Linked DNA regions of Homo sapiens: region 1 is linked to region 2. Evidence: chromatin loops called from intact Hi-C (ENCODE). Cell type or tissue: endothelial cell of umbilical vein. All regions are shown on one strand. Region 1 has its middle 220 kb from the start of CELF2-DT. Region 2 has its middle 80 kb from the start of LINC00710.

The links. Peaks named below come from ENCODE experiments on the same cell type or tissue, not always from the same donor. Only the 100,000 strongest peaks of a DNase experiment are listed, where the experiment ranks them.
Region 1: it touches region 2 in a loop (7-fold over the local background); 1 of 110 quality-filtered maps calls a loop at or near these places.

Annotation. Positions count from the first base shown.
Region 1 is chr10:10,675,479-10,680,478 of GRCh38, reverse strand. It overlaps a transcript of CELF2 not described here. Among named protein-coding and RNA genes, the nearest start is that of CELF2-DT, 220 kb to the right of the region's middle. RefSeq lists an enhancer at 4,365-4,414. In endothelial cell of umbilical vein, a CTCF peak has its summit at 2,781 (motif pointing right); a DNase peak (open chromatin) is centred at 2,798.
Region 2 is chr10:10,869,550-10,874,549 of GRCh38, reverse strand. It overlaps a transcript of CELF2 not described here. Among named protein-coding and RNA genes, the nearest start is that of LINC00710, 80 kb to the left of the region's middle. RefSeq lists a silencer at 3,778-3,827. In endothelial cell of umbilical vein, no CTCF peak of the experiment used is centred here; DNase peaks (open chromatin) are centred at 1,109, 2,279 and 4,719; H3K27ac peaks cover 4,410 bases.

The sequences.
Region 1 (5,000 bases), 190 kb after region 2:
TCTGCAAAACTCCAGTGGGAGAGGATTACTAGAAGCCTCGCTCTTGGAACTGTCCTGGATCCTGCCCCATGTGCCCCTCCCCTTGGCTGATTTTAATCTGCATCCTTTCACTATAATAAACCAAAACTGTTGAGTATGAGCACTTTAGTGAGTTTCGTGATCTTTCTAGAAAATTTTCAAACCTGAAGGTAGTCTTGGGGATCCCTAAACTTGCAACTGGTGTCAGAAGTGGGGGTGGTCTTGGGGACTCCCAAACTCTGCAGTGTATATACATTTTTTTATTTGTTTATACACATACGCACATACATACATACATACATACATACATACATACGTACATACATACAAATCATGCTACCCGAGTTTTGTGCATGTTTTGGGGAGTGGATAGCATGTTGATTCGAGAATGCTAATGATTCTTGATCTGGTGGTGGTTAAATGAGTATTAACGTATCATTATTCTTTAACCCGTAAATATACATTTTATATACTCTTCTGTATTTATAATATCTCAGTATTTTAATAAAGAGGAAAAACTCCCTGTAGAGGAAGATATTCACACACATTCACACAAGGTTCAGTGCAGCAACTGAAGCATTCACCTATACCAGAGATTACCATTCTAAATTGAAGGAGAAAAAGGAATAATGTAACATTCATGTATTTATCGTGTATTTTTCAATGGACAGCAATGTGTATCACCATGTGCCATGTATCTACTGAATACATTTAAAAGAGTAATATAAGTAACAGTTTTATTTTGAAATGTCAATATTGTGTTGATAATTGTGGAAACTAGATGGATATATGAGAGTTCATTATCCTGGTGTTCTTTTGGGTATGTTCAAATTTTTTCATGATAAAAAAGGTTTTTAAAAGTAAAACATAGGGCCAGGCATGGTGGCTTACACCTGTAATCCCAGCACTTTGGGAAGCCAAGGCTGGCGGATCACTTGAGGTCAGGAGTTTGAGACCAGCCTGGCCAACATGGTGAAACCCCATCTCTACTAAAAATACAAAAATTAGCCGGGCATGGTGGAGGGTGCCTGTATTCTCAGCTACTTGGGAGGCTGAGGCGGGAGAATGGCTTGAACCCAGGAGGTGGAGGTTGCAGTGAGCCGAGATCACATCATTTCACTCCAGCCTGGTAGAGAGATTGAGACTTTGTCACAAAAACAAAAAACAAAACATAAGAAAAGATTACCATTTTGTCCTTAGTCTTATTACTCAGGGGCTACTGCCTATTTTTCATGAAGAGAGCAGTCACTAAAATGAATTCAAATTGGAGATATATCATACTGCACCATCTCCTACCATTCTTGATAAATTATAGCCACCAGCTTATAAATAAACAAGTATTATTTTAGCTTTTTACAACAATATGCTAAAGTAGGGGGTGGAGATAAACAAAACTCTCCTGAAATCCCTTTATTTTAGCTTAGTTGTTCAAGGACCATAATCACAATTCCCCTGGCCATGTGAGGGAATATTGGTTTTGATTTGTTTTATTTGCTCTTTTCTGGAGACTTAGAAATTCTGTTCTACTGTTTATATGTGTATCCTGGAATGGAGTATTTGTTTCATCTTATTTTGACCTCATTGTAGCAGCATAAACCCCATTTGTGCAGGTTAAATGACTTCGAAAGCTCAGATCCCCAGTAGATTCCAAAAGGATCCTAACAGAGAACTATAACTTCCTCCATGAACAGGAACTGGGATCTCACCCCCTATTTAATCACCTATCCAAGTTCTGGGAATGCTGTGTGCTTAAAACAGTTTTTAATGGATTGATCACAAGCAAAATTCAACCCTATCAACAGTCAATCTCCTTCACTCACAGAGATGCATTTGGTGCAGTTTCTGGCCTTTTGGCCGTCATTGCATATCTACACTGTGGGGCCTTGGGTCGTGCACTAACACATTGACTTTGGTGAGGCTGGAATCAAAGATCAGCCCTGCAGATGGTCAACCATGTTTATGTAACCAAGCCTCCTATGTGCACCTTGTGCAGTGCTGTTCCATGGAAAGACCACCATCATCTTTCAGGTAGCAAAGACCAGCTGCAAAATAACATAATTCTTTACAGCCAGATCATTGAACTTTAGCAGTCACCAGTGCTTACTATCTGACAAATCTGATTACTGCCTGAAATATAGATGCTGTAATACGGTCACAGTAAGGCAAAACAATTTTAAATGTTCATTTAACTTCTTAAAATATCAGATATAATTTCTTGACCATAAAACAATCAAACAAACCTAAAACACAATTTGGAAATAATTTTTGCTAGATGTGTGGATCCATAAGTATCTCCTATAAAGTAATTTTACAGGCAATAAAGAGAAAAAGATTATAAAGATGGCTAGACAGCTAACTGAGTAGAATAGTCAGAATATGCCAAAGAAGCAGAGAGTTTTGTCACAGGCTTGCACCAGTAGTCTGCTCAGGCAGAGTAATACATATACACTAAAGATGGTAACTTACTAGGTCATGTTATAAAGTGACTGTCTTTCAAAAGTCACCCAGATTGACTGTCACAAGTCAATTCCTGGCAATTGCATTACTTGCCTTCATCTGATTCCATTGTTCATATAGTCCTAAATAATCAGGCTAGTCTTATTGATTAGTGGCTTGTTCTTGCCAACTGAGCAACTCAATCAAATTGACCCTGTGGCAACTTGTTTCATTGCTTAGCAGAGAACAGCTAGGATTCCCCCAAAGCCTGAGTCAGCCATCTTTGAGCATGTAAAACAATAAACATGAGGCTGCTTCCAAGCAAAGAGCACAGTTGTAGAGAACAAACCACTGGGTGGCACTACCGCATGCGGTTTCAAGGAGAGCTTGGCTACACTAATGGAGGATCTCAAATCTTAACGTGTGTTGACAATCATTCAGTGGAATTTGCAGGTACTCTGATTTCTGGGTCCCACTCTAGAGACACTGATTCAATATTCAGTATTGGGGCCCCAGGGATATGCATTTTTCAATAAGTACCTAAATAATTCTGATTGTGACCGTCTCAGAGAATCTTAGAGAAATACAAAGCTTTATTTGCCCTGTGGTCCAAACCTCAACAGTCAGAACTGCTTCTACCTTTCCAAAAGGGGCAGTTGGTTTCTGCTATCACCATTCAATTCATGGGTTTATGCCAGGACCTTTTAGCAGCCATAAATTCTATGACCCAGTAGAAAAGGGTGTAGCCAAAGGCTCTGTCCACAAGCGTAAGACCCACTCAGTCAGTGTATAAATGGTACTTACTTGGTTTCTATGTAAATGATGTGAACCTCCAAAGTATTTTATTAACATCCTGTAACTGTATATTCTAATGTCCCCAGAGAATAATCTTGGCTGATTTCTCTCTGCAGACTATACATTGCTATAGCCCTCATTATTTTACAGCTGTCAAGTAAAACCATGAGCAGCTGGGCTGAACTGGTCTGCTTTTTTGGACCATATTAAAAGACTTTACATTGTTAATAAATGGAGGCAATTAAAGGTTAAGTATTTAGTTCATCTAGCCCTTAGAATAATGAATGATTGTAAAGACAGGTTTAATTTAATTCCCCAAATAATTTGGCATTCTTGGTTATTAAGAGTCTAAAAGTACTGTCTGTTTCTGGTTCCATACTTAGCCAGTGTGGAAGCTGTCACTCCCCCCTAATAACAAGTAAAACAATGCAGGACAACAGCTCTTCTTAGATCTGTAAAAGAAGTAGGTTCACAGGACAAACCTCTGCCCTCCAAACTGGAAACACATCATAGGCAGACACAAAAAAAATCAGAACCTACAGGAGCAGAAACCTCCATGGAACCAGTGCTGGGGTAGGAAAACTGGAACTGTAACTGGCAACTCACTGGAGGCTTGGTGTGAACAAGCCTGAGAACCAAAAGCTCTAGGGGAACCCCATCACACTTTTGTGAATTTTACCTGCAGGAGCTTGACCAGATCCTCACAGTGAATGTAAGAGAAAAATCTCTTGGTGCTTTGCTTCTGGCATGGGGAGAGGCCAAGGAACCATTTTTGAAACACACCAGATCACTCTGTTCTTTTAAACAAAGTCTACCCTTAGGAAAAGCTAGTTAACCACGGTCTAATGTGCTAGAGTTTTATCAGAGCGCCACTGACCCAGGAGAAGGGAAAAAGTTCAACTCTACCCAGCTGTGTGGACTTCCCCATGGGAGAGGGAAATACCCATTTCCAGCCCACTGTGGCATTCTGGTGGGAGAAGGAAAAAACTCAACTCTAGCCCACTCCAGCCATCCTGTCTCACCTAAGGAAGGAGAAATAAAATGAGAAACACTTGGAAATTTCACAGTTCAGAGGCACAAACTCACTGTAAGACTGAGACCTAATTATAAGGCCACAGAATGCTTCTCCTTCCCCCACACCTTACCACTACATTATTAAAGCCTACCACCAGCAGTTCCTCTTCCCAGTACATCATCTCCAGCTACCAAGAAAAGATTACAAGCCATACTAAAAGGCAAAAGCACAGTTTGAAGAGATACAGCAAGCATTAGAACCAAACATACTGGGAAGTTGGAATTATCAGAGAGGGAATTTAAAACAACTGTGATTAATATGCTAAGCAATCTATGTAAGAAAGTAGATAGCATATCAAAACAGATGGAAAATGTAAGAAAAGAGATGGAAATCCTAAGAAGGAAGCTGAAAGACATGCCACAGATCAAAAACACAGTAACAGAAATGGAAGAATGCCTTTAATGGGCTTATTGGAGGACCTGAGGTGGCTGAGGAAACATCTCTGAGTTTGAGAATATCTTAATAAAAACCTCCAAAACTGAAAAGCAAAGAGAACAAAGACTGATAAAAACAGAATATTCAAGAACTATAGGAAAACTAAAAAAAAGACATAAAATGTGTAAAAAGAAATAAGAAGGGAAAGAAAGAGAAAAAGAAATACTTGAAACATAGCTGAAAAATTCCCTAAATTTATGTCAGACACCAAACCACAGATCCAGGAAGCTCAGAGAACACT
Region 2 (5,000 bases):
AAATCTTGTATCAGAAGTCCTTAGAGATCTATTTATAAATTTTTAACTCATAGTTATCAGCTGGTATGGACATCCCTGTATAGTATAATCAAGGTTTTTTTTTTTTTTTAACCATTTTCCATGGAATCTGGGTAAAGTGCATTATTAATACAGTGCGTTCTTTCTTTTTTATTTTCTTTCTTTCAAGAGACAGAGTCTCTTTGTCACTACTCTTTCTTTTAAGAGACAGAGTCACTTTGTCACTACTCAAGTCACTCAGGCTGGAGTGCAGTGGTGCAATCATGGCTCACTGCAACCTTGAACTCCTAGGCTCAAGCAATCCTCCTACCTCAGCCTCCCAAGTAGTTAGGATTAAGGCATGTGCCACCATGCCTGGCTAATTTACAAAAACATTTTTTTTTGGAGAGGCAGGGTCTTGCTACGTTGCCCTGGCTGGTGTCAAACTCCTGGGCTCAAGCGAGCCTGGCTGCCTCTGCCTCCCAAAGTGCTGGGATTATAGGCATGAGCCGCTGTACCTGGCCAGAATCATTTTAATATATAATTTCAGCACATTATTTACATCAACTAGATATAGGGCAAATACAGAGACTAAGTTAGCAGCATCCCAATCAAAGCTGTATTTTTAAATGGCTGTAAGGAAGAGCAATGTGCCACCTGCCCGCATCAGCTTTGCTCACAGGAAGCTGTTTCCTCCACACCCCCAGAAAGAAGGCTGGACAAAGGGGTGAAGGTCTGGAAACCGACAAGGAGGATTCAGAGAAGGGACAGGGAGAACTGGATAGGGACGATGGGTTGGAAAAATAAATTCCAGAGCAAAGAGAAGTTGGAGAGATGAACAGATCTTCGATTTATTGCTAATTTAATTAATATAGGATGACTCTACAACCTTGGTTAAAAACCCATTCAAGTTGTATAAACTTCCACCCTTCATGCAGCCCCAATTTTGAATAGGAGAGCCTTGGTAGGAGGTAACAATACGCTTGGGGCACTGATGTGCCTGTTATCAACAATATGAACTGCAATTCATCTTACTAAACACCTTGGACAGAATCCAGCTTGAGACTCAGAAGGCTCTTTGGGATAAAAGATGTTGTCACTAAAGAAACCCTGTTTGCTTATCAAAGCAAAGGCAACCAATTAATAGTTTTATCACTAATACTGTTACCCCGAGGGCTAAAATTAAGTTTATTTATTTATTTTAAGTTCAACATCCTAAATTCCACCCTAATGCACAACAAGGTACGGCTCGTATTACAAATGAATAACTTAATTAAAAAACATTGATTTTGCTCATTGACTGCTGCAAATTTTATTAAATATTAATGATAACATTTTGTATTTTTTATACTAGTCATGAAAGTTTTATGCACTCTCTCCCCTACAGCAGCCTTAGATTTCATGACAAAATCTTAGGCAGCTCAAAGTACAAACATAAATATTGCATTGGCCAGCTTGGTACAATATATGTGTGTACATAAGCCGATAAAAGGATGTGTGTACATTTACCCAAATGTGAGTGAGTGAGGAAAGCTGACATGAGGCAAGCAAGGGAGAAACTTGAATGGTGAAAGTTTATGTTTTATTTTAACCACCAAGAAAGGTCACCCAGAAAGAAAGTCCTGGAACCAGCGTCCCATGAGACAAGACCTCAGAACCTCTCACCACATGTGTCCTTTCCCCAAACTCTGCATATGGAATTCAAGGCACAAAACATTGCTCCATAAACCACATGATTTTACAGGTTTCAAGTCTATGGCAAGAGGTTTCACCAGAAGGACAAAATTCTCTTCTTTCCTCACCCCATGGGTGCAAAAAAAATTTTTCCATAAAAGCCACCAGGCTATGGGAGAGCCTTTAAAATTTTTGCAGTTTTTTGTTGTTGTTGTTGTTGTTTTGCTTCTGTGGGTTTATTTTACATGTTTACATTAGAGTCGGCACAGCCTTGCATTGTTATCTGTCTAGATGGACTAGAAGTCACCCTTATCTGGTTTTCTCCAAGCTTTTAATGGTAAGCATAAATGTTTGGGATCAGCTGACAGCTGTGTGCAGTGAATCAGGCAACATCATCATTCGGAATGTTTTTCTATTATTTGGAAAATTGTACTTAAAAAAATCCATAAAGCACTCAGTAGAACATCGTTTCTTTGAACTTCAGCAGTGACTGATTTTTTTTCTTCCTTTGTATCTCAAAGTCATTTAAAAACAAGTGAGAAGTTAATTTGTTGAGATCATTTCCTCAAATCACCTCCCAGGTCAAAAAGACAGCTCTGGCCTCTGCGTTACACAGTCTTTCCAAAACGTAACCAACTTCCTTAGGGATACAATCATAGCAACCCAGACTTGAAAACAAAGCCGGAGTCTGATTAAGTACTTGCCAAAAAGATTCCAACCATAGTCTACATAGTTTGCAAATACCCACATGGGGAAGGTTGAGGGAGAGAGGAAGGGAAGGACAGGAGCTTTCCAAAGGAAATATTTCACATGGAAAATATCAAGCATTTTCTAAAATGAGTAATTAAAGGACAGGATAGAATATCTTTAAGATATAAGCTTCTTTGAAATGCAAAATAGAAATTTTTGTCAAATAGGCAACGGAAGATAATATGTGAAAATCAATGTACTCAATATTATAGCTCCTATAATAGGAGACTTAGGGACCTGAGAATACGTTTGCATGTTTCAGCATTGTATTCGTTTGGGCTGAATTATCAAATTTCTGGCAATGTTTGCCTCTTTTCACTACTTCCTCTCTCCTTCAGCTCCCAGTGGTCCCTGGAAAGCCCATTTCTCTCCTCGCTCCTGGGTCCTCGTGCTGCTGGTGGTCTCAGGTTCTTTTACGTCCCCTGGTTCCATCCCAAAAGTCCTTCCTAGAAGTCTTTCGAAATGCCTGAATTGGGATTTCTTTCTTGTCTTCCTTCCTTCCCTCCTCCTCTTCCTCCTTCCCTCTTTTCCATTCTTTTTCCCACTAGGTCTCTAGACCTCGTGATCTGCCCTCCTCAGCCTCCCAAAGTGCTGGGATTGCAGTCCTGAGCCATTCCCGCTAGGTTTCTAACACAAGCAAAGAAGTTGTAGCTTCCACGAGGTGTGCTTTTCAGACTGTGTTATGTAAAACAACTCCAGACGTCAAGTCACAGGTGGCTTTAAAAAAGAAATCTTCTAAAGAAAATAAACAAGGTAGAAACCATGACATTAGATGTGGCGCATAGATTTTTAGTGAATTTAAAGATGTGCAAAATGCCAGCCAGTGACATCAGTATCATTTCCCTTTCTGTTGTGGAATGAAGTTTCTTTTCCTAATGAGGAATGCTCAGGGAAACAGAACAAAGCTAAAAAGAAAAGAACCCTTCTTTGCAATGGCATTTGACACTGGACCCCAGGGCATGGTTTGACACATTTTGAAAGTACCAGTGTCCCCAGCTCAGCTTGACTGCGAACCGGCTCTACATAGCCACCTTTAGTCCTCCCAGGGAATAAATTAAATCTGCATCTTGACTGTGTTGCCTGGAAGAGACTGTTCAATTATTTATGGCGCAACAGCAGGGAGTTGCTCTTCTCTGCAAGTTGCGGGGTGGGGGTGGGAGCGTACACTGCCTCTTGTCTACTTCGGGCCACTGCGTTAGTGAGTCCGGTAATGTCTAGAGAAAATAACAAGGCTGGAGGCAACTAAGATATATTAACGAACAAGAGGCAGTAAATCCCTTTTTACTGTTTGGAGACTGTGCTCAGGCCAGCGCGACTGTCACCGTGCTCTGGTGCTGCCTGGGATGTGGCAGGTGTGCACTCATGCCTGACCGCAGAAGGCTGGGCGGGCGGTGGGTTAAAGACCACACGGATTTAAGGTTGAGGTTTTAAAAATGGAAATAAGAAGAAACTCAAGAATGTGTAACCAGAGAATTTACTAATTGGAGACTTCTGCTTCCCATTTTTGGTCCTAATTCTCAGACTCAGTGTCATAACAGCTTCATGTTGAGAATCAGAAGACCCAACTCTGGGTCTCAGAGGGCTGACTTCCTGAAAGTTTTTGTTATTTACTGGTATTTCGGAAATCACTGAAGCACAGAGTCACTTGGAGAGCCACACCGGCGTTTCCATGAGGGTGAGTCTTTGCTATGGAGACTTAGACCCTGGTCCCTGCTGTCCAAATTGTTTCAACATGGAAAAAATAAATAAATAAAACTAAGGTATAATTATTGAGAAGACTTAAATATATATACCCCGAGATAGGCAATACATTTACATGTCAAAGTGAAATAATCTCAATGACTTATGGCCTTTTTTTATATATACCAAATGTCCCTAAATTTAACGTACATATCTTTTAAAGTATATTTATTAAATTCTATTCCTTTTCTTGAAATAATCTTTAATAAAAATTTTAAAGATGGACATCATTCCTGATTTTTCTTAAGAATTCATAAAAATACATGAACATTGTGGCTTCTTGGTTAATATTATGTTAACCATCTCCTATTTCTTTGCAAGTAAGTTCTTAAATTTTAGATTTTAAGATAGTAGATAGGGCTGAGGTCTGGCATAATATAAGATATAGGTAATCTCAATGGCAATATAATAAACCATTTAAAATTGGGCATTACTTTTTTTTTGAGATGAGGTCTCACTATCTCACTGTGACTGATCCTTATACTCCTGGGCTCAAGCAATCCTCTCAGCCTTCAGAGTAGCTGGGACCAAAGAAACATGTCACCGCATTCAGCTATTTAATTTTTGTAATGACTCATGGCCGGTTTTCTAAATGACTCATTATGTTGATAAGGCGTGAAGAGAGAATGCAACATGGCAGAGGGGTGCAGAGGAAGTAGACACCATACGAAAGTAAAGATGGAGGATCCCAAAGGCTGCCTATTTTGTAATTTTTCATAAAACCAGGGATTAGAAAATGTTGTGTTTTAGTTGTTGGGACAGAGCAGAAATCCTATCCTAAAATATATATGCAGGACATTTGTTGTTTCCATTTTTTTTTCCCCCAGATGAAGTCTCAC